2 separate regions of the Homo sapiens genome follow, and region 2 is linked to region 1. Evidence: chromatin loops called from intact Hi-C (ENCODE). Cell type or tissue: HepG2. All regions are shown on one strand. Each heading gives the region's core, and the rest is flanking DNA. Links, peaks and the distances in the headings are about the cores only. Region 1 has its middle 8.8 kb from the start of CACNG4. Region 2 overlaps HELZ (helicase with zinc finger).

Region 1 (15,813 bases), core at 561-8,560:
CCACCCGCCAGCCTTTTCCCTTTCTCTCCCAACCTTTCGCAATGCCTTTATTTCGTTTTGCCTTTTGCTCTGCTCGAGCTTAACCGGCTTTCCCTCCCCTGGCCTTTATTGTCAGCCTCTGACCCCAACCCCTGCTGGCTTCACTTAATTGCCTTTGCTGCTGGCCGTGATCCCAACCTGGACACACTCCCTTCTCCAGGGAGCCGGTCCGGACTCCTCCTTCCAGACCCAGCTCCAAACCCCTCCCTCCAGGAGGTTCTCAGAGCCCAGCATCAGGAGGTGCAGCACCCTTTGACATGTCCAGGTGGTCCTGTTGTTGGCATCCCTGGCTGCACTGGACCCCAGGATATGGAAAAAGGTATAGGGAGTGCTGCTATTCTTGCAAGACGAAGCTTAACTTTCTTTGTGGCACCTTCCCTGGTCCCCACTCCCCGTGTTGAAATCACTGTTCTCTGTCCCACAAGATTGTGAGCCTTTCCTGTGACTGGCATACATGGTAAGGGCTTAGCAAATGTTTGCTGAGTGAGAGTTGTTTCTTGCCACTTGGAAAATTATAGTCTGATTGGGAGGAATAGATCATATACATAAAGGGAAAAAACAAACATCACAAGGTGACAGAGCCTGAGGACCAGGCTGGCTGTGACAGTGATTGTTGGCCCCTTCTGCCCTTGGGGTGTCTATTCTGCTTTCCAAGTCACAAAGGACGAGGGTCATCATCTCTAATTTACTTTAACCCACCTGCCACCGGATCTGGAGTTCTGCACCCAGCAGGTGCCCAATGTATGTCTAAGTGGACCAGAAGGTGTGAGATGGTTTGCTCTGACCCAGAACAGGGTTACCCACCTCCAACCCTAACAGCCACTAGGATTAAGTCTAGGTTCTGTTCTCAGAAACTCCAGGAAAATGAATCCCAAGTTCTTCTCTCCTCCTCCTCCTCCTCCCCTCCTCCTCCTCCTCTTCCTCTTCATCTTCCTCCATCTCTTCTTCTTCTTCTTCCTCTTCTAACAAATCATTGTTTCAAATTAAATCATAAATGGAAGCGCAATGTAAACAAACCAGGTCTCCTACCAATTAGCCTTGTAGGTAAGGGCTGGCATGGCTCTGGTTGAATGAGGGGCCCAGGGCACTGGTACTCACCCACCCACACACGCACTGCAGCCCCCAAAGCACCTCTCTAGACCCCGGGTTCCACAAAGCATGGTGTGAAAATCCATATCCTGAGCCAGCCACTGGGTTACTCAGGAACATCCCCCTCCACCCTGTCCTACTTGCAGCCTTCCTCAGGGACTTTGGGAGAAACAAATGAATGTAAGTTGCATGAACCTGATCTTCGGGGGTGGAGAGCAGCAGCTTCCCCCAATCACCTATTAGATGGCAGAGATGACAGGTGGTGGGTCCCTCCTCCAAGCAAGCAGTCCTCATGTTCATCCCAAGGGAGACAAAACCAAAATCTTCCTTCATCAGAACCTTGGTAGACCAGCTCTCACTCCTCCACTTGCAGAAAAGTGTGTGGGAGAGTTGAGAATGCACTGGACCAGAAGCCAAGTCAGTCACCACCTCATGCTGGCTCCGGGACTAATTAGCAAGGTGATCTGGATGAGCCGAAACCACCTGGGAAAAGGATACCTCTCTAGTGCAACTTGCCGAGTTTTTCAAGGGTTGGTTGGGCACGGTGGCTCACGTCTGTAATCCCAGCACTTTGGGAGGCCAAGGCAGGGGGATCACTTGAGGTCAGGAGTTCCAGACCAGCCTGGCCAACATGGTGGAACCCCGTCTCTACTAAAAAAAAAATTAGCTGGACGTGGTGGTGCTCACTTGTAATCCCAGCTACTCGGGAGGCTGAGGCAGGAGATTTGCTTGAACTCGGGAGGCGGAGGTTTCAGTGAGCCAACGTCATGCCACTGCACTCCAGTCTGGGTGATAGAGTGAGACTCTGTCTCAAAAAAAAAAAAAAAAAAGTTGTTTCAAGGGTCAAAAAAAAGCAACCTTGGGCCGGGCGTGGTGGTTCATGGCTGTAATCCCAGCACTTTGGGAGGCTGAGGCAGGCAGATCACGAGGTCAGGAGATCGAGACCATTGTGGCCAACATGGTGAAATCCTGTCTCTACTAAAAATACAAAAATTAGCTGGGCGTGGTGGCACACGCCTGTATTCCCAGCCACTCCGCAGGCTGAGGCAGGAGAATCACTTGAACCCAGGAGGTGGAGGTTGCAGTGTGCCGAGATCACGCCACTGCACTCCAGCCTGGCGACAGAGTGAGACTGTCTCAAAAAAAAAAAAAAAGCCCCTTTTCGTGTGGTGTACGCTTAGCCACCGTTTGTGGACTGGGCAGTAAATTCTGGCTTTTCTGCCTTTTTTTAGAGACAGTAAGCCCAACACTGTCTAGGAAGCATATATTACATCCACTTTAAAAAATTTGTTGTGGTTTTTTTTTTTGAGATGGAGTCTCACTCTGTCACCCAGGCTGGAGTGCAGTGGCACGATTTTGGCTCACTGCAACCTGTACCTCCTGGGTTCAAGCAATCCTCCTGCCTCAGCTTCTTGAGTAGCCAGGACCACAGGTGTGTGCCACCATGCCGGGCTAACTTTTGTATTTTTAGTAGAGACGGGGTTTTGCCATGCTGTCCAGGCTGGTTTCGAACTCCTGGCCTCAAATGATCCACCTGCCTCAGACTCCCAAAGTGCTGGGATTACAGGTGTGAGCCACCGTGCCCGGCCTACATTCACTGTTAATTCTCACTTATCACCCCCTGACAACACCAGAGGAATCTGAGGTGCAGAGACCTGAGTAACTTGCCCCAGGTTTCACACCTGGAGGATGGTGGGGTCAGATCTTAGCTCAAATCTCAGTGACTTCAAGGCCAGAGTTTTTCCAAGGACGCTAAACAGCCTCTTTGCCATTGTTAAGTACTGCTGGGCTGTGTCATTATTATTACCTATTAATTCAGGGGGACCCCAACGGGAGCTCCGCAGTTTGCCTTTCTGTTTGCGGACACCCACTGGCAGCTGCACTTGGTCCTGCGGTGATGAGGGTGTAGACTGTGGAGTCGCATAAGGACTTGACCGCCGGCACAGGGAGCTGGAGCAAACCCAAGACTGGCTGAGACCATTCATCATGCCTGGGTGAGCACAATTTAAATCTGGAAATTTCTGCTCAGCCAGATTACAGAACTCTAAATGACAGTATTTAACTGCTGCCTGAGGACCCTGGAGTTTCTCCCATGTGACGCTTCCAGAATCAAGGGAGGGATGTGCTCTCCTCTTGCCTAGGAGGAGGTCCTGGACTGGTCTTGTTCTGGAGAGACTGGACACTTGGCATCCTCTCCCACCATGAACTGCCCCCCACCGCCCATATAAATGTTACTGCTGGGGGTGTGAACAAGTAAACGTGTATTATTACCTCCCTTGCCAGCTGAGGAGGTGGCGATATTTGCCAGTCACTTGGACCAGTCTCCCAAACTATCTTTTTCCACCCGTGGTGGTGTCTTTCCTCCTTACTGAATCATTTAGGTAATTACCTCAATTCTTCACTTTACTTTGGCTGTGAAGACAGAGTCTTAATGAGCCCAGAGCCCTGGACAATCCCAGCTCCAGGGTGAGGCAGCCGGGTGGCGGCTGTGGGAGGGGAAGACGGTATTAGGATGCTCACATTGCATAACCTGCACGTCCAAGTGGCCAAGCTGGCTGCCATCTGCAGCCCGGGCGAGAAGACGGGAGAGGCCCTCCACCAGCCAGGGGAACGCAGTCGCTTTCTGCAGTAGCTCCCAAAGCCTTTAGGAAAAGCTTTGTTTTACCCCTTTGTCCTCCAGAAATAATGACCTTTGTGTGTCAACTTTTGTAGTATCTCATTTCTGAACCCAAAGCAGATGGTTCTGGTGATTTCAGAAGGCTTAGTGAGGGGATTTGAGGAGCCTGGGTGAGATCTCAGGTGAACTGACACAAAGCATGATTTCTAGTTTCTATAGCCAAGGCTTGGGGATGAGGCTCAGAAGATTCCGGGGCTCGGCTCGGTGTGGAGGCTTATCTGCAACCCATCCAGCCTGCTCAGCCTTTAAGAAGAATGCCTGGAAATCCGGGTCCTACCAGCCTCCCCTCCATCAGATTATGCACGCTGCAAGGATGACTTTCTTTTTTTTTTTTTTTTTTTTGCTTCAGTATTTCAGTAGACTCCTTTGAGGGAGATCAGAAAATGCTACATGGCTTTATGTATTCAAGTTTATTCCGTTTCATTTGCTTATCACGGATATCCTATTCAAGGTGATGGAAGCTGGATACACAGCATTTTTTTTTCCAGCTCAGCTGCGATAAAACAGTGGCACACTCACCATCTCCATGCCAGGCCAGGACCTAGAAATGCAGAGAGAAGGGAGATAGCATTTCGTGAGTGTCCTCTGGGTGCCAGTCATTGAGTCTCTCCTTTCAGTTATCCATCACAACAACCACATAAAGAGGACACTTTTATCCCCATTGTGTAAGTGGTGAACTCGCAGCTAAACAGAGAGCAAGTGGCTGAACCAGGATTTGAACCCAGCTCTGCCTGGAGCACAGCTGGGCTCCATCTGCTACTACACTGCACCCCACTCCCTAAAGGGCACAGAGGCCTCTTTGCCCGTCTCTTCCTCCCCTGCTCCTCCTCACATATTTATCCAGATGAAATCAAGTTCAAATGATGATCAAAGTCACATGAGGGGCCAGGTGTGGTGACTCACGCCTGTAATCCCAGCACTTTGGAAAGCCGAGGTAGGTGGCTTACTTGAGGTCAGGAGTTCAAGACCAGCTTGGCCAACATGGTGAAACCCCCTATCTACTACAAATACAAAAAAGTTAACCAGGTATGGTTAGGTGAGGGGGAGGGAGGCGCCTGTAATCCCAGCTACTCAGGAGGCTGAGGCAGGAGAATCACTTGAACCCAGGAGGTGGAGGTTGCAGTGAGCCGAGATCACACCACTGCACTCCAGCCTGGGCAACAGAGCGGGACTCCATCTAAAAATAATAATAATAATAATAAAATTCACATGAGGGTGGAGAGGTTAGGAAACAGCTGTGCTTTTTAAGCTGTTGGCAGTGGGTCTGGAGTTTGGGGTTTGGAGAAGGCTCCCCATTTCCTGGGCAGATAGGAGTGAGCTGGGCTGATGGCAGGCAGGTTCTAGAAGCTACCAGCCTTGGGAGCCCACCCTTCTCTTCCTCCCTCCTGGCTATTACCCCCAGCACCTGCCCTAATGCTGGCCAGAGTGGAGGGCGGAGGGCCAGCCCCTGACCCAGGTACCCAGTGGCCCCTCTGAGATGCCTCTGGCCTCTGGCTGCTACCCTCTCCTGGGCATTTTCCATTTACTGTGATGGCAGAAAAACCCAGTACCCTTAAACAGTAAACAACACAGTGAACTGTGAGTGAAGTCCGTGTGGGCTTAGCCAGACCTGTGTGTTTGCAAACCGGATCCCAGTATGGACTGTGCCCTGCAGGCGGCCTCTCTTGCTAGAATCTGTTCTGGAACTAGCCCGGTTGATGAGCATGTTGATATTAACGGCCTGGCTTGGCCAAAGCTTCCGGCCCAGCACGCTTTAGCATCAGCTGGTTATTCTGAGAACATTCTTTTCAAAACACTCTACAGGACAAACAGGCCGAGAGGTTCCTTTGTCCACAGCTGGCCTCTGAAACTGAGCAGACTCTCAAAGGGTTGAGAAGAACCCCGAGGAGGCTATCGTCTGCACTCAGAGGCTGAAACGTTTGAAAACAGGTGCGGGAGGGGGCGGGGAGGATGGTCAGTGACAGCACATTCTTCAGCAAACATGTGTCATTTGTGCTTTTACCAGAGCGGAGCTTTTAATTCCTAAAATATAACAGCCTGGTGCAGGGGCTGGAAGAAGAGGGCGCGTTTTATGTGCAACTCTGCTAAGGGCTTGGTTGCTGAATGAAAGGTTTGGTTCCATGGAGGTTCAGGTACCTTCGCCTTCAGAACCACACCTTCCTTTTCATCTCCAGCCTCCCTGGGCTCTCACCTGGCTGCTAGGGGGTCGGGGGTGGGTTGGTCTCAGCCCTCCTGGAGCTCTGCTTGCTACTGGGTGGGAAGGCTTGCTCTATACTGCAGACATCTTTCTGGATTGAGGCTATCAATTGACTCCCTGCCCTCTGCCTCCTATGTCCGTGATTCCTGCTTGTCACAGAAGAGCTGCTGGGTCTTCGTTGCTTTTATCTCCAAAGCCTTTTGATGAGGTAGAAAGGAAAGGTCATCAGATTCAGGCTGACCTGCGTTTCCACTTCTGCGTTGTCATTTGCAGCTGTGTGGCCTAGGACTAGTGGCTGAACCTCTCTGGGCCCCAGTAAGACGGGAAACCAAACACTGGCCTCATTGCGTTGGTTATCATGCAGAGTCAGTAAGCCCAGGGAAAACATTCACACAAAAATGCTAATAGCTGATGGTTACTGAGCTCTTTGTGTGTATCATGCTCTATTCGACGTGCTTGGCCATACATTAACTTATTTGATTTTTTCCAAAATACTTTGAGATAGATACTGTTATCGACCTCATTTTACCAAAAGGTAACGAAGGCATGGAGAAGGTAAATTGCTTGCCAAGCGTTGCCTGATTTTAAACCTCTGCGATCTGTATACAGAACCTGTGCTTATAATTTTGATTTAAATACTTACTAAATAAACAATAACTTTTATTATGTTGCTCGTTAATACTCCCTGACAACTAAGTTGAAGCTACTGCTTATCCTCAACTGCCAACAACCACTGATGTCACTGGACTCCAGCACCCTTCGTAATACAGACCCATTAATTTATCTAATCCAGAAATACTGTTGTTGTTTTTTTTCCCCTTTTAGCAGAGCCCTCCCTATTGGTTCATATTGTCTCCTTGGAACCTATGTGGGTCTTCTTGGGGATGAAGACATTATTGAAATTTTTGCTGGTTGGGCACGGTGGCTCACGCCTGTAATCCCAACACTTTGGGAGGCCGAGGCGGGTGGATCACCTGAGGTCAGGAGTTCGAGACCAGCCTCGAATTATTATAAAATAATTCCAACACGCTGAAACCCTGTCTACTAAAAATACAAAAAATTAGAAAAAATTAGCCGGGCGCGGTGGCAGGCGCCTGTAGTCCCAGCTACTCGGGAGGCTGAGGCAGGAGAATGGCGTGAACCCGGGAAGCGGAGCTTGCAGTGAGCCGAGATTGCGCCACTGCAGTCCGCAGTCCGGCCTGGGCGACAGAGCGAGACTCCGTCTCAAAAAAAAAAAAAAAAATACAAAAAAAATAGCCCAGCGTGGTGGCAGGCACCTGTAGTCTCAGCTACTTGGGTGGCTGAGGCAGGAGAGTCGCTTGAACCTGGGAGGTAGAGGTTGCAGTGAGCGGAGATCGCACCATTGCACTCCAGCATGGGCAACAAGAGTGAAACTCCATCTCAAAAAAAAAAAAAAGAAAAGAAATCGTTGCTGTCAGTTGCCAAAACTCTCTTCAAATTCTTTTCTTGTCCAGGAAGTGGCGGCAAAGTGTGGTATACAAAAAGGGCTATGGCAAGCAACTCAACTCTTCCAGGCCCACTCATCCCAGCAATCCATTGGCAGAGTGGCACCTGCTTTGGTAGAGCTGCCATGAGATTTGAAGAAGACATTGGTGCCCTGCTGACCCAGGCAAGATGGTCTGGCATCAGCAGATGTCACCAGGAGATGTACATAACACAAAATAAGAAATCGAATTTACTCATGAGTGAGCAATGCTTCTGGGGCCTTGGGGGCCTCTTCAAGTGGTCTGCAGGATCACTGGGGTGTCTGCCCAGAAGCACTTGCTCCCTGCATGACTGTGGTGGGCCTCAGGGCTTCCCCATGCCACCCTGGCCCACCCAGGGCGGTGCCAAGCAGAGTGAGTTTTCAAACACTCGCATCTGGCTCTACTCTCAGCTGAATCTGATAGCAGACCATTTCCAGATAAACAGGATGGGAGACACATTGGCTTCCTAGAGGAGATACTTTAAATGCTCTAGATCCTTTAAAAATTCAAGGAGAGGAAGGGCGCGGTGGCTCACGCCTGTAATCCCAGCACTTCGGGAGGCCGAGGAGGGCGGATCACAAGGTCAGGAGATCGAGACCATCCTGGGTAACACAGTGAAACCCCGTCTCTACTAAAAATACAAAAAATTAGCCGGGCGTGGTGGCAGGCGCCTGTAGCTCCAGCTACTTGGGAGGCTGAGGCAGGAGAATGGCGTGAACCCGGGAGGCGGAGCTTGCAGTGAGCTGAGATTGCATCACTGCACTCCAGCCTGGGCGACAGAGCGAGACTCCATCTCAAAAATAAAATAAATTAAAATAAAATGAAACAAAATAAAATTCAAGGAGAGATATTCTTTTTTTTTTTTGAGACGGAGTCTAACTCTGTCACCCAGGCTGGAGTGCAGTGGCGCAATCTCAGCTTACTTAAACCTCCGCCTCCCAGGTTCAAGTGATTCTCCTGCCTCTGCATCCCAGGTAGCTGGGATTACAGGCATGCACCACCATGCCCGGTTAATTTTTGAATTTTTAGTAGAGACAGGGTTTCACCGTGTTGGCCAGGCTGGTCTCGAATTCCTGACCTCAGGTGATCTGCCCACCTTAGCCTCCCAAAGTGCTGGGATTACAGGTGTGAGCCACCGCACCCGGCCTCAGAGAGATATTCTTTGACTGGTGCTGTATCTGTTGGGAGTGTCATCACCTGGGGAGTGGTATGGCCCATGACTCAATTGCCCTCTTGCAGCCTTGGTACCCAGAGGTAAGGACTGAATTGCCCTCTTGCAGCCTTGGTACCCAGAGGTGAGACCTTGAGGCTGTTCTGCAGGTAAGGGAGGTAACAGTTCCAAGGTCCCAGTTCTGTGCATGGCTGGAAGCAGCTGCCTGGCCGGCTGCCTTGCTGGGCTGCTCTGCATACTCAACACCAGCAGTCTCTTGTCCTGGAAGATGGGTTCGTGATGGAAGATGATTAATAGCAGCTTGACTTTGTTAAACAGTTACATGTGCTGGGCACCCTAGGACAAGAAAAATGTTGTTATCCCCATTTTAGAGATGGTGCAACTGAGGCTTTGGGAAGGCAAGTAACTGATTCCAGGTCACAGCAAGTAAGTGAAAGAGCAAGGACTCCAGTCTAGGACTGCCTGTGTCCAGGGGACATAGTCTTCCCATAGCTCAATAGTTTTCAACCCCGGATGCCCTTGGCAATGACTTGGGAGATTTTAGAAATATATGCCCCACTCTCAGGTATTCTGACCATGCTGGAGTGGGGCTGGGCATTGATATTTTTTGAAGCTCCCCAGTGGTTGCTGATGGGCAGCCCAGGCAAGATCAAGGGCACAAAGCCATGATGCCTTTGGACCCAAGATCTCCTGGAAAGTGTTTGATTTTCACCAGAATTCATCTTTGGCAGATACAGCCTGGCTCAGACTCTGGTAACTATCAAGGAATGTGGGGCTGGGGGTTCCTGGATCCATTTGGCTGGCTCTGCCACAGTGAGTACAGAAGACAGCAGTTAAGCTGGTGTGACCTGGGAGATTCCATAAGGTTCTTATTGCTACCTCTAGCCCTGCTGCCCAGCCAACTCTCTCTGTCCCCGGTGTGGGTCACACTGTCCCCAAAGGTGGGAAATGCCCATCAGGGAGAATGAGGGAGGCCTCTGGCTCTGCCTTTAGAAGGCTTCCTGGGAGGGGAGAGCTTGAGATGCAGGGGCCAAGCCAGCACCCTCTCCTTTACCAACTTGTCCCACTGGGAATTGTCGCTGAAGAAGACTCTTAGAGGCTGCCGTGGAGAACTGGTCACCACCCAGGTGGTTTACCTGGGGAGCTGGGGAGCTTTGGCATCAGACCAGAAGACTTGAAGGGTGAGAGTGAGAGAGAGGCTGGTGGGGGTGCCTGTGAGGTCCTGTATCCTGGCTGCTCTCTTGGGATGCTCCAGCCCCATCCCTGGGAGCATCACAGAGCCAGGACCGGAGGCTGCCAGCCTGTGGCTCCTCCTCCCTCTTCCTCGGCCAATTCCCAGCAAACCACCCGCTGTACTTGCCAACGGAGCCAGATGCTGCTTTGGGGAAAATACCTTCTGGAGTTTGTTGTCTGAGCCCTCCTAGCTGACACCCACGGTGGAGAAGACGTGTCAGGATAAATGGAAAATCTCTTCATAAATATTTGAAAAAAAGGCAAAAAGGAAAAGAAAAAAAGAATACCCCCCAACTCCCAGCGTTTGGGAGCATCTTCATGATTGTGGTACCAGATGGAGGAAGCAGGTCATTAGCGTTCATCAATTTGTAGTGGGATCCCAGCAAGAGGGCCTTTCTGCGGCTGCAGCCAGGAGCCCCGTGCTCGGCTCCTGGGACTGCGGGCACCAAGGGGCGCCTTGGCTTGCTCTGTGTGCCCAGGGGAGGGACAGGCCTGCTGGAGCCTCTGATGGGAGCCGTGGGGCAAGCACAGATGCCCAGCTGGCTGGCGGGGGAGGGTGACCTGCCCTTTATCCATAATGCATAATTGTGTCTTTAAACCCAGCTGCTTTGGGACTTGATTACAATTGGAGCTCAGGAGCAAGTAGCTTTTAGGGGAGCCCCTGGGAGACGAGTGAAGAGGCCCCGGGGGGTTGAGGTGCTAAGTGGATAGTGCTGGTGCCCACACAATGTGGGGAGAGCAGCACACCCCAGCAGGAAGGCCCAGGGGATGGGGACCTGCCTCCCAGAGAGGGGCTCAGCTGGGGAGACAGGACACTTTCATGCTGAGGCAGCAGTCAGGAGTCCCAAGGCCCCTGTGGAAAAGGGCCCTTCTCAGGTCTGGTGATCAAAGAAACTCAGCACCCAGGGAGAGCACTTGGCCTTGCTCGTGACAGCCCCAGTTCCTGCCATGTGCATCCCTGTGTGTTCCTGGAGCCGGAGCTGCTGCTCTCAGTCCCAGGAGAGCCTGGCCTTTGGGCTCCTCAGACACTTTTCTGCTTGTCCCCCTGCAATGTCACTTGCCTTCCTCCAGGGTCTGGTCCTTGCCTGTCTTGGATCAGGACAGGCAGACTCTTCATACTGGAGGGGGGGATGGTCAGCCGGGCAGGGCCTGGGATGGGGCAGGGTCTCTAGGAGACAAAACCTTGCAGAAAACCTTCATAGGTAGAGAGAAGTCGGGTTCCTAAGACTAAGTGTTGGTGGCTGTGGTCAGCTTGTAAAGGCAGACGTGTTCTGAGGCCTTCGAAGGGTGCCATGTACCCCTCAAAGGTCCCCTCTGCCCTGGACCTCTCTGCCTGGATTGTGGGGCACACAGACAAACCTCCCACTTTTTGACCCCCTGTAGTTTCCAGAGGGGGTGGCCCTCATTGCAGGGTGGCAGTGTGGAGAGGAGGCTGCCTGTGACCTAAGGTGTGTATGGCAGGATGGGAGGTCATAGCAAGCTTGACCAAGATGTTTAGAGCAGCATTTGTTGACCTGCCTCCTGCTCCATGCTGGAAATATTCATTGCTTCTGGAAGGAGGTAGACCGGCCAGGCAGGATGCCTGAGAGGGGTGCGGGCCTGGAGGTCGCGCTGTGCCGCCTGGCTCAGTGATGGTATTTATTTATCTGTCTCTGCCTTGGCTGGCAGAGGCATAAGAATGGCTTCAGCCTCGAGGCTGGATTGCTGTTCACCTTTGGAATGTTAAGTCCGCTTTTAACTATGACTCAGCTTCTCTTCAGTTTATTCACTGTGAGTCACCTACCTGACATGCTGTGTTATGGACGCATCCCTAAATGACCAACTTAGAGAAACTGGCGGTGAATACAAACAGCTACCACAGAAGGCTGGTTGAAAAGCCAGGGCTTTGTTCTCTGACCCAGCGTTTGAGTTACACTTGGTTCTCCAATCAACCAGAAATCGCCGGGTACTCACTCATTCATTTTCTCAGTTGGTGGATGAAGTGGGTTGAATTGTGACCACCCAAAAAGTATGCCTGAGTCCTAATGCCCAGAGCCTGCAAATGTGGCCTTATTTGGAAAAAGCGTTTTTGCAGCTGTAACCAAGTTAAAGATCTTGAGATGAGATCATCCTCAATTAGGGTAGGCCCTAGGTCCAATGACAAGTGTCCTTAGGAGAGAAGGGGAAAAGACACACAGAGGAGAAAGCAGAGATTGGAGCAAGGTGCCAGCAAGCCCAGGAGCACCGCAGACTACCAACAGCCCCCAAACTGAGGGAGAGTCGCGGAACAGGTTTTTCCTAGAGCTTCCTCAAGGAACCAACCCTATCTGCACCTGGATTTCAGCCTTCTGACTTCCAGAACTGTGAGAAAATATGTTTCTTTTTTTTTTTTTAAGCCATCCGGTAATTAGTTACTGCAACCCTAGGAAATGAATACAGTGGCTATCCGAGGGCCTTCCGGTGCCAGGCACTGTGAGCACTACTCAGAATGGAGCTGTGGGCTGGGCACTGTGGCTCATGCCTGTAGTCCCAGCACTTTGGGTGGCCGAGGTGAAAGGATGGCTTGAGCCCAGGAGTTCCAGGCTGCAGTAAGCTGAGATTGCACCACTGCACTCCAGCCTGGGTGATGGAGCAAGGCCCTGTTTCAAAAAAAAAAAAAAAAAAAATACAGCAGTGAACTGTGTAGGTGTGACCCCAGCCTTCATGGAACCTCCCATTCAGAGAGGGAGACAGACTCAAAAGGGGAATTGCATAAAGAGGAATTGCATGACAAGGCTTCTGAGCAGGAGGCAGGTGCCATGGAGTCTATTTCCTCCTTCCAAACCTACTCCTTCTCCAGCTTCTCCATCTCAGTACAGCACCACCATTGGCCTGTGGCTCAGGCCACAGACCACAGGCAACTCATCACCAGATCCTGCCAGTGTTATGTCCAAGATGCATTTCTACCCTGTCCACTGTTCCCTGTCTTGCTGCCGCCTCCTGGCCAGGCCACCTGCTTCTCTCCTCTGGATGCCTGGAAAACCCTCCTCCAGCGACACTGTCCTTCTCCTTCACAATTGCCACCTACATTCCCTCAATGCGTTCTCTCCTTGGCAGCCAGAGGATCTGTGCAAATGTCAATTACTTCACTTGTCTGCTGAAAACCATGTCAGAGAGTCTTCCCGTGCACTGAGGGTCAATATGAATGCCCACACCTGGCCTGTCCTATGTGATCTGGTCCTTACCTGCAACTGCACCTTGAGCTCAGGTTCCCTTTTCCCTGAGAGGCTGCCACACTGGCCACTGTCCCTCCCTCCAATCTACCAAGCTCCTTTCCAGCTCAGAGAGAGTTCTTCTTTCTCTCAGGTCTCAATTCTTGGTTTCAAGTTCAAGTTCAGTCTCAAGTTCAATCTCAGCTGAAACATCACCTTCTCAGAGAGGCTGTTCCAGACCAGTAGTCTGGATGGCGTGCTCCTCTCTTCATAGCTCTCACCCCCATAATCAACATCAGGATTTGCATGTCAGTGTGTCTTTGCATGTCAGCCTGTCTTTCTCATACCTGGCAAACTCCAGGAGGGACCCAGGTCTGTTTTGTTCAATTCTGAAACTCCACCACCTAACGCATAGGGCCTGGCATACAGAAATGCTCAATAAATTATTCGTTGAGTGAAAAAGTAAATGAATATATTTTCTGAGCTATATGGTGAGGAGAGGAGTAAAGAAGAACCAACACTTGTATGGTAAACGCCGCAGCTCCCGAGATCCTACAAGTTTGATATGACAGCAGAGTTGGAAATGTAATTACTTTGTTTTTCTCTCTCTTCCAAATGCCTTGTTTTTAAAGTTGGGTGTTTTGTGTTTTTTTTTCCCCCCTGTGTTAAGTAAATGTGTGTATTAACCCTAAGGCAGCAGAAAAGGAAGGGTTTGCAGGCTTAGTGAAAGCATGCTGCAAAAGTCAGACCCCAAGAAGGGAAAAGTTCCCATCAAATAGAACATCTGAGGGAAGTTAAAATGCACTTGCAGAAATAAATTGGTTGCTGTAGCAACCAGCTCTAGTTCTCCCCCAGAATAAAAACACAGAAAGAGGAGGGGAGGAGGGGGATGCTAGCTAACTCTGATCTAGGCTTAAGAGAAGGAGCTGTCCAAATAGAATTATGGGACAATATTGTGAACCGTGTCACGTTACCAGCATAAAATGACGTTGTGCATGCTTGCCTCGATCTGGCAATGGACTCTCTTACTGGGCTTGATTCATCATTTCCGTTGTCTTCCTGGCTGGCTCCTGTGGGTGGTGGAGTATGTGACGCCTGCCAGACAATGCCTCTTGTCACTCTCAAAGTCGTACACCAGCTCCTGTGTTGAAGTGCTCCTGGAAGCCTGCACTTTAGAGAGACCGCGTGGTGTATCCTTCTGTAATGAGTAATCGACTTCTAACAGACCCTCCTTGCAAATTCAGATTTTTACCTATATATGGTTTTCTAGAGTGGCATCCACCCACTTGTGCCAGGAGAGTTCACTGAAGGTACCAGAGTGGGGAGTGAACTCGCAGGGGTGATTCTCCATTGCATGTTTGGGGTTCGTGAAGAAAGGCAACCCACTTATGGGGGAGAAGGGCAGACACAGGACCCTGGGTCTGGGCCAGGGTGGGTCGTGTGCAGACACCACGGCCTGGATAGATTTTTCGTGAAGTGCGGTGGTCACGGTGAGGAGGCAGCCCAGCCTCGGCGGGTTTTCTCTGAACAGATGATTTCCAGTGTGTGATTCCAAAGAAGCACTTTTAGGCAGTTCAGTAACCACTTACGATAGAGGCAAAAAGGTGCAAAGAATTGGTGGTCCATGAAGTTTGTAGGTTCATCTCATTCATTCATCTTTGCTCAACATGAAGGATTGAATTCTTACTGTGGTGGACAGAATAATGGCCCCCCAAGGCTTCCCCCTTCCTTATCCCTGGAACCTGTGGATATGTTATGTTGAGTGATAAAGGGGAATTGAGGTTGCAGGGGGAATGAAGGTAGCAAATCAGCTGACTTTGGAATAAGATTATCCTGGTTTGGCCTAAATGGAATCGGAAGGGGCCTTTAAAAGTGGAAGGAAGAGGCAGAAGAGGAGGTCAGAGTGATACCATGTGGGAAGCACGCACCCCACCGTGGCTGGCTCTGAAGATGGAAGATGCCATGAACTGTGGCATGCAGGCAGCCTCTAAAAGCTGGAAAGAGCAAGGAAACAGAGTTTCCTGAGAGCCCCCAGGAAGGAACACATCCCTGCCAGGCTGGATTTTAGCCCAGCCAGACTTGCACTCCTGATTCTACCCCTGTTAGATGTGTGTTGTAAGCCACAACGTTTGTGGTCATTTGTGGTGGCCCCGGGGCACTGATTTATCCTCTAAGTGCCAGGTCCTGCACCAGGTTATGGGAGGTCAAAGTCAAATGAGACGTGGTTCCCACCCTCACCAGGCCCTCAGTGCCGAGAGAGGGCAGTTGGCAAATCAGCAGCTGAGGTGTGGAAAGCAGGTGTGGGGTGATCTGGGCGGCTGTGGTGGGGGCAGAGGGCTGTGCTTGGGGAAGGCTTCCCAGAGCCGACTTTTGAAGAATGGACTTGAAGGGTTGTCCCGTGAAAGAGGGCCTGGGGAAAGCCATCCCAGACAGTAGGGCCACTGGTAGGGTCAGAGGGGCTGGAAATGCAGCGGCTGCAACAAGAGCCGGCCGGCCCAACAGCTGAACTGGGCAGCTGGAATCTCACCCTGAGAGCTACAGGGGATCATCTGGAGGGTTTTGAGTGCAGAACTGACAGGTTTTGATCAGCCTGACCACAGAAGTCAGCCAGAAGCAGAGCGTGTCAAAAATAGAGCCATGTGGATCAAAATAAAGGCTTGTGGGGCCCTGGGCTGAGAGGGAGCAACCTGCCCAGGGGACAGCATGGTGAGCAGCACCCCCAGACCTTCCCCTCCACTCTTCCTCATCCA
Region 2 (15,813 bases), core at 3,950-11,949, 270 kb before region 1:
GGCACACCCTTTGAGAAGCTCTGTTCTGAGGGATCCAAACATGAAGGAAACATTGTTCCGTTGACAAGGAACTAATTATCTGTAGAGAGAATGGGGCACCCCAAAATGAAAGGACTAATAGGAATTTCATAGGTGCCATTGAAGGGGGCCATACAAGGTACTTCGGGATTAAGTGGAGGGAGCGATACTGCCTTCTTGGGGATATCAGGGAACACTTCCACTGAAGAGGTGGCATTTAAATCACACCACCAGGAAGCCGAGAAGCAAAGGGAAGAGGGCATTCTGGAGGGAAGTCTGGGGGTTATGTCAGAAATGTGGGTGTCAGGAAATTGCATATCCAAGTTTCCTGGGTCCTAGGATACATAAAGGAATATAATGGAAGGTAAGACTGCCAATAGGTCAGGACTGGGTTTTGGGGAGTTTTTTTTTTAATATTTAACTTTTTGTTATTTTTATTTTTTATAAAGTTAGGGGTCTTGCTATGTTCCCCAGGCTGTCTTGAACTCCTGGCCTGAAGCACTTGGCCTCCCAAAGTGCTGGGATTACAGGCCTGAGCCACCACGCTTGGCCTTGGAATTTCTTGAATGTTAGAGTAAGGATGAGTATGATGGATTGTAGGGAAGAGAACTGAGAGACAGGGCCTTTAGTTGGGTTCATAGTAGTCTAAGTGAGGGCGATGAGAACCTGAATTGAGTTGGTGGCCATGGAAAGGATTCAAGAGTTATCTTGGAGGTTGAATGGAGAGATGTGGTGACTAATTAGATGGGGTAGGGTGGGAACAATTAATTCTGTATCTCTGTGTTTTTTTTTTTCTTTTTTCTTTCTTTTTTTTTTTTTTTTGGAGTACAGTGGCTCCATCTCGGCTCTTTGTAACCTCTGCCTCCTAGGTTCAAGCAATTTTCCTGCTTCAGCCTCCCTAGTAGCTGGGATTAGAGGCACAAGCTACCACGCCCACCTAATTTTTGTATTTTTTGTAGAGATGGGGGTCTCCCACGTTGCCCAGCTGGTCTTGAACTCCTGAGCTCAAGCCATCCACCTACCTTGGCCTCCCAAAGTTCTCTCTCTCTCTCTCTTTTTTTTTTTTTTTTTGAGATGGAGTCTGTCTGTCGCCCAGGCTGGAGTGCCATGGTGCTATCTCAGCTCACTGCAACCTCTGCCTCCCGGGTTCAAGCGATTCTCGTGCCTCAGCCTCCCGAGTAGCTGGGATTACAGGTGCCCGACACCACACCTGGCTAATTTTTGTATTTTTAGTAGAGACGGGGGTGGGGGTTTCTATGTATACAGAACTTGAGTTCTATGTCTCAAGTCAGAGATGAGGCTGTGGTTTTTATGGTTGGGTGGCTGGAAGAATGGGACATTAAAGAAAAAAAAGAATAGGGAAGTCAGGAGGGAGAATGGCTCTTAGGAGTTTAGAATGAAGATGAATTTGGTTTTGATTGTGTTGAGTTTAAGGAGCTTGTAGAAAGTTGAAATCAGAATTTTAATCCTAGAAGGAACTTCAGAGATTATTGGGGCAACAGCTAAGGAAGTTTAGGGCCCTGAAAAGTTAAGAGGACTCAGTGAGGTCTCACAATTAGTTAAAGTAGAACCAACATGGAAGCTTCAAGATTCCCAGTCCATGACTTTTCTCTCTGCTTCACACTGAGAAATGCTGAAGGTTCTTAGCGGTGGTGTCTCCTCACCCAGGCAGCAGTGCTCAATAGAGAGTAGGAAGTGCCATAGTTATGTTGGGGAGTGAGGACTTTATTTTCTATCTTTTAATTTTATTTTTAAATTTTTTGAGACAGGGTCTTGCTCTGTCACCCAGCCTGGAGTGCAGTGGTGCGATCTCAGCTCACTGCAGCCTCCGCATCCCAGGTTTAAGCGATTCTCCCACCTCAGCTTCCCAAGTAGCTGGGATCACAGGGGCATGCCATCACACCCGGCTAATTTTTGTGTTTTTAGTGGATATGGGGTTTCACCATGTTGGCCAGGCTGGTTATGTTTATTTTATTTTTTTGAGACGGAGTCTCGCTTCTTCGCCTAAGCTGGAGTGCAATGGCTCGATCTCGACTCACTGCAACCTCTGCCTCCCAGGTTCGAGCAATTCTCCTGCCTCAGCCTTCCCAGTAGCTGGGATTACAGTCATGTGCCACCATGCCCAGCTAATTTTTGTATTTGTAGTAGAGACAGGGTTTCACTCAGTTGGCCAGTCTGATCTCGAACTCCTGAACTCAAGTGATCCACCTACCTTGGCCTCCCAAAGTGCTGGGATTACAGGCGTGAGCCACTGCGCCAAGCCCAGGCTGGTTATTTTTTAATTAAAAGTTTTTTATTATGGACATTTTCAGACATACAAAAGTAGAAAGAAGAGTGTAATCAATGCCCATGTACCCATTGTCCAACTTCAACAGCTCTCAGTATTGTTTCATCTGTTTCCTCCCTCTGCATCAATTATAGTGAAGCAAAAGTAATCTGGTGACCTTAAATTTTGTGTATTAGCAAGTAAGAAGAGTCAAAAAGTTTAATAGGGTATGTTCTTAGGTCTCTGCATGGGGTCTAGAGTAAAGAGAATTAATTCCAGAATTCCTATGCTGCCGCAATTTTGTGTCTTTGGGCGAATTAACTTAAGTCTTCTGGGACTAAGTCTTGTTTTCCATGACAATGAAAACTTATTGCTTGTTAAAAATTTTAAAATACAATGCCAGACACAGGGGCTCACGCCTGTAATCCCAACATTTTGGGAGGCTGAGGCGGGCGGATCATGAGGTCAAGAGTTGGAGACCGGCCTGGCCGACATGGTGAAACCCCGTCTCTACTAAAAATACAAAAATTAGCCGGGCATAGCCGGTTATGGTGGTGTGTGCCTGTAATCTCAGCTACTCAGGAGGTTGAGGAAGGAGAATCGCTTGAACCTGGGAGGCGGAGGTTGCAGTGAGCTGAGATTGTGCCACTGCACTCTAGCCTGGGTGACAGAGCGAGGCTCTATCTCGAAAAAAAAAAATTATAAAATACAGATGAATAAAAAAGCTGTAATAGCATCACCTGGAGATACCCAGTTTTATTTTTGTAGTAAACTTTTTTTTTTTTTTTTTTTTTTTGAGATGGAGTCTTGCTCTTTGTCCCAGGCTAGAGTACAATGGTGTGATCTTGGCTCACTGCAACTTCCCCCTCCCGAGTTCAAGCAATTCTCCTGCCTCAGCCTCCTGAGTAGCTGGGATTACAGGCGCCTGCCACCACGCCTGGTTAAGTTTTGTATTTTTAGTAGAGACAGGGTTTCACCATATCGGCCAGGCTGGTCTTGAACTCCTGATCTCAGGTGATCCACCCATCTCCGCCTCCCAAAGTGCTAGGATTACAGGTGTGAGCCACCGCACCTGGCCTGTAATAAACTTTTCATTTTGTAATAATTTTAGATTTACAGAAAATTAAGAAGTATAGGTCAGAGTTCTCATAAACTCTTTACCCAGTTTTCCCCATTGTTAATGTCTTAGGTTTCCACGGCACGTTTGTCAAATGTAAGAAACCATTGTTGGTACATTTCTTTTTTTTTTTTTTTTTCCGACAGAGTCTGGCTCTGTCACCCAGGGTGGAGTTCAGTGGCATGATCTCGGCTCACTGCAAGCTCCGCCTCCCGGGTTCACGCCATTCTCCTTCCTCAACCTCCCGAGTAGCTAGGACTACAGGCGCCTGCCACCACGCCTGGCTAATTGTTTCCATTTTTAGTAGAGATGGGGTTTCACCATGTTAGCCAGGATGGTCTCGATCTCCTGACCTTGTGATCCACTTGGCTTGGCCTCCCAAAGTGCTGGGATTACATGCGTGAGCCACCACACCCAGCCATTGTTGGTACATTTCTATTAACTAATTTTTAGACTTTATTTGGATTTCACCAGTTTTCCCACTAATACCCTTTTTCTGTTCCAGAATCTATCCAGAATCCTGCAATGAATGTAGCAGTTTTGTCTTCTTAGTCTTTTTTGGGCTGTGATAGCCTCTCAGACTTTGTTTTTCATGACAGTTTTCAGGAGTACTATTTGGATATTTAATAGAATGGTCCTCAATTTGGGTTTCTCTGGTATTTTCTTCATGATTAGACTGTGTCTTATCCTTCCTGATTTTCTTATGCAAAATATTCAATACTTACATATTTCACAAAAATGAGATGACCATTATTTATAATCTGTTTTTTACTTACAAAATGGGATTATACCATATATATTATTTTGTAACTTGCTTTTGTCACTTTAAATCTTCCCAGTAACCTTATTGTTAACACTGTATAGAAAACTCTGTTCTCAGTTTTAAAGTCTGATTTGAAAATACAGCATTAGAACATAATCTGTTGGTAAATTGAAGATGGCTTTTAAGGGGCTGTGATAGTACTGGTGGTAGTAGTAATGTGATTCTGTGTCTACACAGATAATCTGGAAGCAAAAATCAAGAAACAAAAAGAATAGACAATGTTTTATAGTAATATAATTTTCTTGGCAAGCAGTAACCTTTTCTAGAAGTCAGCCTTTTAGTATAATTTGCTTGCTTTTTTTTTTTTTTTTTTGAGATGGAGTCTCACTCTGCCACCAGGCTGGAGTACAATGCCGCGATCTTAGCTCACTGCAACCTCTGCCTCCCAGGTTCAAGCGATTCTCCTGCCTCAGCTTCCCAAGTAGCTGGGATTACAGGAATGCACCACCAACCCCAGCTAATTTTTTGTGTTTTTAGTAGAGACAGGGTTTCACCATGTTGGCCAGGATGGTCTCCATCTCTTGACCTCGTGATCCGCCTGCCTCGGCCTCCCAAAGTGCTGGGATTACAGGCATGAGCCACTGTGCCCAGCCTTGCTTGCTTCTTAAGTATGGGTTTTTTGTTTCTTCATATCTTTTAAATTAATAAGCATGTTAAGTGATTTGGGAAGAGGCTCAAACTCTTCAAGAAACAATTTGGAATTCTTGAAACTAAGAAGGCTAGCTCCAGAATTGCTGGAAACCCTGAAAAATGGATCAGGAAAAATCAAAGTAATAGATGGAAAAAAAATCTCAATTTTAGCTGTTGATATAATTTTTAGAAAATTCAGTTTATCTCAGTCATTAAAACAGATGGCAGAAGGCCCATCAGGATATTTCTTTTATGTATTTAAAACATTCTATACTCTACTAAATTCCACTTATTCTAAAATTTAAGAGAATTTACCTCTTTATGAAAATGATTATTCAAAAGAGACCACGGTTGATGATCTTAGTTTCTAGTTTTCTTCTCTGTAGGCTTAGTCTCTCTTCTAATGCTTCTTGCATACTCAGTGATTTTATGTTTTAGAGAAAAATGCAAGTCTGGCTGAATATTAAGTACAGTACAATGAGTAAAACTACTTTGCAGACTATTTTGCCTGTGTATACTATAGGACTATATAGATTCCAGTTTTGGAAAAATGCAGATGAACTAAAAGGTAATAAAACATGCCTCTTTGTGACTTGACATGCTAATGAGAACTGAATTTGGTACAGGACAGTTCTTGGTATGCTTGGCATTTAGGTCATCTTTGGGAAATTTAATTATTTATGGAATGGTTTTAGTGAATTGAATGGTTGTCATGGGGATAAAGATGGTATAAAATGGATTCTAATTTATAAGATAGTTGTGTTGGGCAGATAAGGCATTTTACACGATGCATTTAACTCAAGATAATAGATGATTCAGAGGCCAATTAATTCTATAGGAAGTAATGCTATTTTAGTTTTGGGAGGAGAGCATCTTAGAGAAGTAGATGTTGAAGCATTCGTTAAAATCTGGGTAGGATTTAGGTCCAGAGAGAGGCGAGGAAAGGATGTTCTGGGCAGAGGGAACAATGTTATCAGAGTCTCAGAGGCCTGACTGTGTACTTGGGGCCTGTGTTGGGGTGATGGGCAAGTGAGGTTGTAGCCAGATTGGTGGTGGCCCGGATATCTGTTAATGAGCTTTGACATTATTTTATAGGCATTTCAGAGTTATTGTGCCATCTCTAAAGTATACTTTTTCTCCCTCAGGAAGCATGATACACTTTAGCCACACTGGCTTACCAGGGCCTTGCTGCTCAGTGGGGAAAGGGGCACATTCTGATAGGCTTTCTTCCTCTTCACTTGGGTTACTTTAATTATGTATCAGCTGGGTGCAGTGGCTCATGCCTGTAATCCCAGCACTTTGGGTGGCCGAGGCGGGCGGATCACCTGAGGTTGGGAGTTTGAGACCAGCCTCACCAACACAGAGACACCCTGACTCCACTAAAAATACAAAATTAGCCTGGTGTGGTGGCGTATGCCTGTAATACCAGCTACTTGGGAGGCTCGGGCAGGGGAATCTCTTGAACCTGGGAGGTGGAGGTTGCAGTGAGCCGAGATTGCGTTATTGCACTCCAGCCTGGGCAACAAGAGTGAAACTCTGTCTCTAATAATAATAATAATAATAATAATAATGTATCAATTTGGCTTTTCTTTCGTCACAATAAATTTTTTTTTTTTTTGAGACAAAGTCTCCTCTGTCATCCTGGCTGGAGTTCAGTGGGGTGATCTCTGCTCACTGCAACCTCTGCCTCCCGGGTTCAAGCAATTCTCATGTCTCAGCTTCCAAGTAGCTGGGACTACAGGCTTGTGCCACCACTCCCAGCTAATTTTTTGTATTTTTGGTAGAGGCGGGGTTTCGCCATGTTGCCCTGGCTGGTCTCGAACTCCTAAGCTCAGCAATCTGCTGGCCTGGGCCTCCCAAAGTGTATTTACTTTCTAGTTTCAGGTTAGTAACCGAATTTCCACAAGGAAAGCAATTAGAAGAATTAATGGCAAATAACTAACTTAAAAAATGTGGATATCCAATTTTTTCTAGCAATTCTTCTGATACAAATTTTTGTTTTGTTATATAATGAAACGTGCATTTTATTATATTTGTCCTTTAAGTTTTATTGTTTATATAGCCTAGTAAGTAAAGATATCTTGGGGTCTGATTAAGAACCAATTACGGATGTTAGTAATTTCTATCAAAGGAGATAGTGATTATGGTTAACATAACTCATCAGTCTTCTAAAACCTTTAGAAATGCAGTCTGATTCATTGCACCTAAGTTAATTATGTGGTAGATACATATTTTTTTTCTAATAGGCAAATGTATAAGACAGAGATGCAGAAATCATCTTGAATTTAGATAGAAGAAATTTTAGTTACTACTGTGGCCTCTTGCTATTTGATCAGTTTACTTTTGCTTAAAGTCTCTCTGTTAACAAAGGATTTGGTCTTTTGAGATCAAAGAAGACCATAACTACATTAACAAGAGAAGTTAATTTGAGGAATATAGCTGATTTTTAAAATAAAAGCATATTTCATGACTTGATTTCAAGGTGGTCTGGTGGTTCTTCTCATACTGTCACAGACAGAGGTTCAGAGTGGAAAGATTGATTTTGTTTTTCTTCCAGCATTTACTTTTGGTCCTGGACCAACCATCTAGCTATGATGCAATTCTTCAAAAGTATTCTACATTTTTTGCCAAGAGAGCTCAATCATTGTTCCATTTGGAGAGGTTCTTTTTGAGGCTCCATTCTTGTCTCTAAAACCTACATATGCAGGAAGGGAAGTGCATGGGTTTTCTGTTTATTCACAGCACACTTATCCTGCTGCATTTTCTTCTTTGTAGTTTTAAAAAATCATGTCGGTTGGGTGTGGTGGCTCACACCTGTAATCCCAGCACTTTGGGAGGCCGAGGTGGGCAGATCATGAGGTCAAGAGATCAAGATCATCCTGGCCAACATGGCGAAACCGTCTACTGAAAATACAAAAATTAGCTGGGTGTGGTGGTGTGTGCCTGTAGTCCCAGCTACTGGGGAGGCTGAGGCAGGAAAATTGCTTGAACCTGGGAGGTGGAGGTTGCAGTGAGCTGAGGTCACGCCACTGCACTCCAACCTGGGCGACAGAGTGAGACTCCATCTTAAAAAAAAAAAAAAAGTCAAATGTGACATTTAGGTCATATTTTAAAAATAATTCTTACAATTTTATAAAAATTAGCATATAGTAAAATTGATGTTTTTTGCTATACAGTTTTACTAATTTAACACATGTCTAGTTTGTGCAGCCATCACCACAATCAGGATACAGGGCAGTGTCATCACCCTAAAAACTCCCTCATGCTATTCTTTTATAGTTACCCCTACCCACCCCATACCTGCTCACAACCACTGATCTTGTTCTTCATTTTTATAGTTTTATATTTTTGAGAATAAGATTGTATAAATGGAATCATACAGTATGTCAGCTTTTGAGACTGGGGTCTTTTATGTGGCATAATGTTTTTGAGATTAATTCAAGTTATTGCATATATTGAATACTTGTTCCTTTTTGTTGCTGAGTAGTTTTATATCACAAAGAGGTCTGTTTATTCACTCATTAAAGGACGTTTGAGTTGTTTCCACTTTTAGCAATTATGAATAGAACTGTTATGAACATTTGTGTTCAGATCTTTGTGTGAACATAGTTTTCATTTCTCTGTGGTATCTGAGGGGCGAAGGGGATTGCTGGGTCATATAGTGTAGTGTGTGTATTTGATTTTATAAGAAGCTGCAAACCCTTTTTCCAGAGTGGCTAAATCATTTTATATTCCTACTAGCCATGTATGAGGGTTCCAGTTACTGTACATCCCTTGGTGTTATCAATATTTTTAATTTAGCCATTCTAATAGGTATGTAGTGGAATCTAATCATGGCTTTAGTTTGCATTTCCCTAATGGCTAATAACACTGAACATCTTTTATGTGCTTATTTGTTATCATTATATCCTGTTTGGGAGTATCTGTTGAAATCTGTTGCTCAGTTTTTATTTGGTTAGTTTTCTTATTGTTGACTGTTGGGAGTTCTTTTTTTTTTTCCTTTTTTCTTTTTTTTTTTTTTGAGATGGAGTCTCACCCTGTTGCTAGGCTGGAGTGCAGTGGTGCGATCTCGGCTCACTGCAACCTCCGCCTCCTGTGTTCAAGCGATCTCCTGCCTCAGCCTCCCGAGTAGCTGGGACTACAGGTGCACGCCACCACACCCAGATAATTTTTGTATTTTTAGGAAAGATGGGGTTTCACCATGTTGGCCAGGATGGTCTTGATCGCTTGACCTTGTGATTCACTCGCCTCAGCCTCCCAAAGTGCTGGGATTACAGGTGTGAGCCACCACGCCCGTCAGGGAGTTCTTTATATTTCAGATCTGAATCCTTTTTCAAATAAGTGATTTGCACAAAATTTCTCCCAGTCTCTAACTTGTCTTTTATTCTTTTAACAGTGTCTTTTTCATGGTACAAAAATGTTTAATTTTGATAAAATTTATCGATTTTGCTCTTTTGTCAGATTGTGCTAAGATGAATCAATTTTAGAACAAGTTTCTGTTTTATAAAAGTGGCAAAAAGTAAGTTAGGGATGGGATACTGTCTGAAAGTTGACTTTTGTGGAAGGATGCAAATGTTACCATTTTATGGAAAGATGGTGCTAATTAATACACTCCTTTGTCTTGGGACACTTAGGATTTTTGCTTAACCAAGGAGATAATTGGCTTAGGGGTGTGTGTGTGTTTTACATTTTTTAAAATGGTAATCACTAACATTGCGGTTACTAACACAGACATACTTTTTATAATGCAGAACTATGTTAACCCTGTTTCAGAATTAAAAGGTGATATTTCACTGTCACATTTGGTGCTTTTGGGAGTGCTGGACTTTGAGTTTTTACTCTGTTGGAATAGCATTAGAACCTTAGTTGCTTGTGGGCTCAGAATCAGTGTCGTGGTAAAAGTAGGAGTTGTCGGGCTGCCTGGATTTGAATCCTGCCTCTGTCGTTTACAGTGTAACTGGATAAGTTAACTCTGTGCTTCAGTTTCCTCATCTGTGAATGGGAATGATAATAACAATTCTAATATCTACTTTATAGGGTCATTGTGAGGATTAAATTAGATTACGTACATATAATCTTTTAAACATCTGGCACACGATGAACCTTCAGTAAAAGCTTCTTGTTATTACTGAAGTAACTTTATAAGTTGTTAAAACAAATGCTTTGGGCTTATATATATATGTAATTTTTTAAACATAAACTCAAGATTTTATTGTCTTCATAATAAAAGATGACACATAGAACTGGATCACTTGACCCTTTCTCTTATCTCCTTCCAGTTCAAAATGCTTGCATCTTTTTAATAGCCAGCATTCTCTTAGATCTGTTTGGGCTCAACGCACTCAAGTCTTAGCACAGTCGTCTTTGTAGTTTTAGCCTTCTTCCGGAAGATCGGCTTAGTTTGCCCACCATAGCCACTCTGTTTCATGTCATAACGCTGCTTTCCCTGGGCATACAGAGAATCCTTGCCCTTGTACTGTGTCGTTTTGTGGGGTTGGTGCTTGCCACACTTCTTACAGAAAGTCCGGCGGGTTTTAGCAACGTTCACCATGTTTGCATGAGCACTATGGGCATGGAAACCTAGGCTTATATTTTTAAGACACAGAAGAATCATATATCACACTAAGCCATTTGTCTCCCATGCTCACTTATTTTTTCTCTTTACACTTACTGTTATTAGTAATAAATAACATGATCATTGTTATTAATAATCGTGTATACACTATTTTACAAGACAATTATCAGCTCATTTGGTACTGATCAGATTATCTAAATTAAGACTGTCTTGGTTCCAACTGCCTGAAATATCAACCTAAACTGACTTAAGCTGGAAAAAAGTTTCTTGGCTTACCTAACTTCGAAGTCCAGGCACAGCTAGCCAGAGCTGGATTCAGGGGTCAGGTGATGTCATCAGGACTTAGTTTCTCCCTGTGAATCAGCTCTGCCTTTTCCTGTATAGACTTCAGTTGCTGACACTGTAAGAAAAATGGCTGCGGTATATTCAACCCCCTGTAGTTTCTCAGAATTTAGATTCAGCTGCAAGGAGCTTCAGTTTCTTTCCCAGAAGCCTCAGCGAGTCTCATGGTGTCTCATTGGCTCTTACAGGGTCATATGGCCTACCCTGAGCCAATCCCTGTGTTCAGGGCTGTGAGGCTCGGATTGGCCAGTTAGTGTCACATGCCACCCCACATCCCTGGTGGAGTTAGCTCTTCAGGAACCACATGGTCTGAGAGATGGGGAGAGGTGAATTCTCGAAGGGAAATCGTGGGCTTTTATTACCAGGGAAGGGAATGGGTATTTGGTGGCAGAACAACTAACGTTCATTGCATGGTATTAGTCTCTTTTTATAGGTCAGCAACAGATCAGAGGAGTTAGTGGATTTGGATTAGAGTCCTGGTTTCTGATTTCAGCTTTCTTGCTTGTGAAGTCACATCCTCCAAGTCAGTGTTTCTCACAGGGATAGGAGTTTAAAGGAAATTAGTGTTTTATGTTCCTTTGATAAAAGTTTGGATATTTTTTTTTTCTTTGAGAGGGAGTCTTGCTCTGTCGCCCAGGCTGGAGTGCAATGGCGCAATCTCAGCTCACTGCAACCTTCGCCTCCTGGGTTCAAGTGATTCTCCTGCCTCAGCCTCCCGAGTAGCTGGGACTACAGGCATGTGCTACCACATCCGGCTAATTTTTTGTATTTTTAATAGAGACGGGGTTTCACTTTGTTAGCCAGGATGGTCTCAAACTCCTGAGCTCAGGTGATCTGTCCGCCTCAGCCTCCCAAAGTGCTGGGATTACAGGCGTGAGCCACCACGCCCGGCCAAGTTTGGATAATTTTTAACAGGAAGAGAAAGAGTCAAGACAGATGGGGCGGACCTCAGCAATGGGCGAATGTGATGCTTCTTCCTACATTGGTGTGCTTAATGTGCTTAATGTGACTCAGCTCCAGCGACTTCCATTCCCTGGGCCACTCTGTCCCTGTGGGAAAAATCCTTAGAGACCCAACTTAGTATCTTCTTTTTTTCTTTTTTGAGACGGAATCTCGCTCTGTTGCCCAGGCTGGAGTGCAGTGGCGCGATCTCGGCTCACTGCAAGCTCTGCCTCCCGGGTTCATGCCATTCTCCTTCCTCAGCCTCCCGAGTAGCTGGGACTACAGGCGCCCGCAACCATGCCAGGCTAATTTTTTTTTTTTTTTTTTTGTATTTTTAGTAGAGATGGGGTTTCACCGTGTTAGCCAGGATGGGCTCGATCTCCTGACCTCATGATCCACTCGCCTCGGCCTCCCAAAGTGCTGGGATTACAGGCGTGAGCCACCGTGCCCGGCCTCACTTAGTCAGTATCTGCCCTTGGATCTGGCTGTTACGTTCAGGTAGCAGGATCACATACAATAGATACAGATGTATCGATGTGTCCTAGGCAGGGGTGTCAGCTACACTCTTGAAGTGTATCTGGGAGCTGGCCTCATTTAGAAGTACTTCTAGATCTCTCACTGCGTATTATCCATAGTCCATTTTAGCATGGCCTGAGATGTTTTCTCATTTTGACTTTGACAGACAGTTTTGCTTTTATGCTTGATAAACCACTTTAGCTTCTTCAGAAGGAGTGGGTGCAGTAAGGTCATGCTGTTTTCTGAAAAGCTCGACAAAACAGCTGAACGGAGCATGCGTTGTATTGAGTTCCACACTACAGCTAAGTGACCCTACTGTGATTCAGGTAGATCTTGGAAACTAGTCATCAGGCCCTGATTAACAAAGGTAATTGGGGTAGATATCCACTTCTGAGGAAGGGTCGTAAATTGAGTCATTTCCTCTCAAAGCTCCTGAAATTCATAGTTCTGCGCTTAATCTCTACTTACATATTAATGTTACCGAGCTCTCCCTGGCTAATATGTTTGGGAATCATTGTTGATATTAATCTTTGTGATCATCCCTCATAGCCAGATTTACGGTTTAGCTAGTCCTTGTCAGTGACTTGCAGATATACTTTTTTCTCCAATGGCTATTCTTTGGATAATCATTACCAGTGTATTGAGATGGAGAAAATAGGTGAAAATCCTCTGTCAAGTAGGTAAAGTAATTACATAGAATAATACTTCATTGTCTATACCGTATTGTATGTTGAGATCAGTAAAGTGATTTCAGCTTTATGTAGGCTGGGTACAGTGGCTCACGCCTGTAATCCCAGCATTTGGGAGGCCAAGTTGGGATGATCTTTTGAGGCCAAGAGTTTAAGACTAGGCTAGGCCACACATTGAAACCCTGTCTCTACAAAAAAATAAAAAAAAAATTAGCCGGTTGTGGTGGCATGCACTTGTAGTCCCAGCTTTTTGGGAGGCCAAGGAAGGAGGATGATTCCCAAGTGTGTGGCAGCAGGAGCTATGATTGCACGACTACACTCCCAGCATGGGCTGCGCAGCGAGACTCTGTCTCTTAAAAAAAAAAAAAAAAACACAAAAAACAGCAACAACAACAACAAAAAACTTTATATAAAGTGAAAATAAGGAATTTTAGAGACATTATAATAGCTAACACTTATTGAGCACTTATGTCCCAGGCATTCTTTTAAGTACTTTATAGGTATTATTTCACTTAATCCTTGCAGTAACCCTAGGAGGTAGGTATTAGTTGTCTTCCCAGTTTAGAGGTGAGCAAGTTGAAATAATCCATGTAAAGCCACTTGCCCCAGGCTATGCAGCTGGAGAGTGGTGCAGCTGGTGAATTCTGGTTCCCAGTCTGTGCTCTGGATCACTGTGCTATACTCATTCCTAAGAAAGATTTTAGCTGGTGCATTATTAGCTTTGTTTTCTTACGACTTCTTTTTGTATTATTGGTCTGGATGTGGGCTGGGAGTTCTGTAGGGAAGATTTGCTAATTCTAGGGCCTCTGGTATCCATGGACTTTATGAATCTTGTGTTGCTGTTATCTGGCAAGCAGTGTATGCTTGTCTATATTAGTAGTTCTCAACTAGAGCTGATTTTGCCTTCTCCAGACATTTACTGGAGACATATTTGGTTGTCACAAGTCAGGGGACGTGCTACTGACATCTGCTGGTGAGGACTAGGGATAATGACTGCTCAATAACCTACAATGCACAGAATGGCCCACAGCAAAAAATTATTGAGCCCAAAATGTTAATAGTGTTGATATTTTATATCTGGACTATATCATGAGTTAGTAATTTTGTAATGCCACTCTTTGTCTAATGGGCAACATTGCTGTAGTGATACAGAAATTATTTTTGACTTTTATTGAACAATTGATTTCACCCACATCAATGTATGTTTGTGTAACAGGCATGCATACCAACTGTGTCTTATTTAAATCCCCTTACCCTTAAACTAAACTGGGAATTACAGCCTCCCTGAAGGAAAGCTGAGGAAGTTTAAAGGGAAACCATGTAAAAGACCAAGAATACAGTACTCTTTTTTTTTGGGGGGGGGGGAGTTATCTTAATAACACAATTAAATTTCTTCTTTTTTTATATTAAAAGTGTTAGTTTAGGCTTGGTGCAGTGGCTCACACCTGTAATCCTAGCACTTTGGTTGGCTGAAGCGGGAGGACAGCTTGAGCCCAGGAGTTTTGATACCAGGCTGGGCAACATAGGGAGACCCTGTCAATACAAAAATAAAATAAAATAACGATTTAGCGGGACATGGTGGTGCATGCCTGTAGTCCCAGCTACTCAAGATGCTGAGTTAGAAGGATTGCTTGAGCCTGGCAAGTCGAGGCTGCAGTGAGCAGTGATTGTGCCACTCTACTCGAGCCTAGGTAACAGAGTGAGACCCTGTCTCAAAAAAAAGTGTTAAAATTAAAAATTCCAAACTGAGAAAAGTAGGGAATGTTATATTGTACCACATGTGTAAATCCCCAATATTGAACAAATGCTGACAAATACTGTTGAAGTCCTTTTTGAACTCTCCCTTATCTCATTCCCTAGCTATTTCTACTGTTTTGGTAGACCAAGAATCTCAAAAGCTGAAGGGGCTTAGACCTCTTCAGATGTCTGTCATCTTGCCTCCTGCTGCTCTCTATGAGCTGCCCATCAATGACTTTTCTCCCCTCATCTTGCACTGCAGTTTATTGGCAGCAGATGGTTACAGCACAGCGAGGAGAGGGCAGGGCCCATGTGTCATTATAAAAGCCGAGAAGGCTGGCAGAGAACATATATGTAGGCTGGAGGCAGGCGGAAGGGACAAAGAAGTACCGTAAGGCCAGCGGTTAAGGTGGAAGGTAGGGAGGAGCAGGAGAGAGAGAAGGTGGATGCAGGCACGGAAAGCAATCTGTAAGTTTGACAGAGATGGTCAGCAAGAGTGACTCTTTGGAGCAGTATTGTGAATGTCAGGTCAAAGGATGTCGGTCTTCTGTGTCCAAGTTTTCCACCCCTGCCATGAGTGTTATAGCTAGGGAGAAACAACGTGTAAACTCCTGCTATTTCTTACTTGGACTATTTTAGTGATCTCTTACTAATGGCAATGTTTGCCATTTCTTCCCCTGTGGCAAGCTGTGATTTCTTCTATTTCTAACCAGTTCTTTATAGAACTGGTAGGACTTATGTTTGATAGATTCCTTCCGTATTTAAAAAATTTCATCGTGTTCCATTGCCTGTGGAATAAAACCCTTGCTTCTTGTTGTGGCATTTGAGGTCATTCATAGCTTCTCTTACTCCTCTGATGTACCTTGAGTTTAGGCTGTGTATTTTCTCCCCTTGGTGATTTCACTTGAACTCGTCTCTCTGAAAAGCTCACATTTGCTCTCCCTGTCATCTGTATGGTGAACTCCTGTTCACCTTTTGCAATCAGCTCATGCCTTTAGGCAGATGGAATAAGTCTTTTTTGTAATTGTTCATTTGTGCTTTGCCTGTCTTGCTAGAATCTGAGTTTCTTGAAAGCAGAGATGACATGCCCTGTCTTTGCATTCATTGCTGCTAGCACAGGGCCTGGCCCTCGAGAAATGTTTGTTGAATTGAATTAAT

What was found. A loop is a pair of places that touch in the nucleus more often than their neighbours do. Peaks named below come from ENCODE experiments on the same cell type or tissue, not always from the same donor. Only the 100,000 strongest peaks of a DNase experiment are listed, where the experiment ranks them.
Region 2: a loop joins it to region 1, with 21 times the contacts of the local background. A loop is called at or near these places in 1 of 110 quality-filtered maps.

The regions. Positions count from the first base shown.
Region 1 is chr17:66,948,025-66,963,837 of GRCh38, reverse strand. No RefSeq gene overlaps it. Among named protein-coding and RNA genes, the nearest start is that of CACNG4, 8.8 kb to the left of the region's middle. In HepG2, for the core only: no CTCF peak of the experiment used is centred there; DNase peaks (open chromatin) are centred at 4,714 and 5,497; H3K4me3 peaks cover 467 bases; H3K27me3 peaks cover 2,550 bases.
Region 2 is chr17:67,219,320-67,235,132 of GRCh38, reverse strand. All of the region lies in intron 3 of HELZ (helicase with zinc finger), which reads left to right. It also overlaps the pseudogene RPL36AP48. Among named protein-coding and RNA genes, the nearest start is that of HELZ-AS1, 18 kb to the left of the region's middle. RefSeq lists an enhancer at 10,826-11,120. In HepG2, for the core only: no CTCF peak of the experiment used is centred there; no DNase peak of the experiment used is centred there.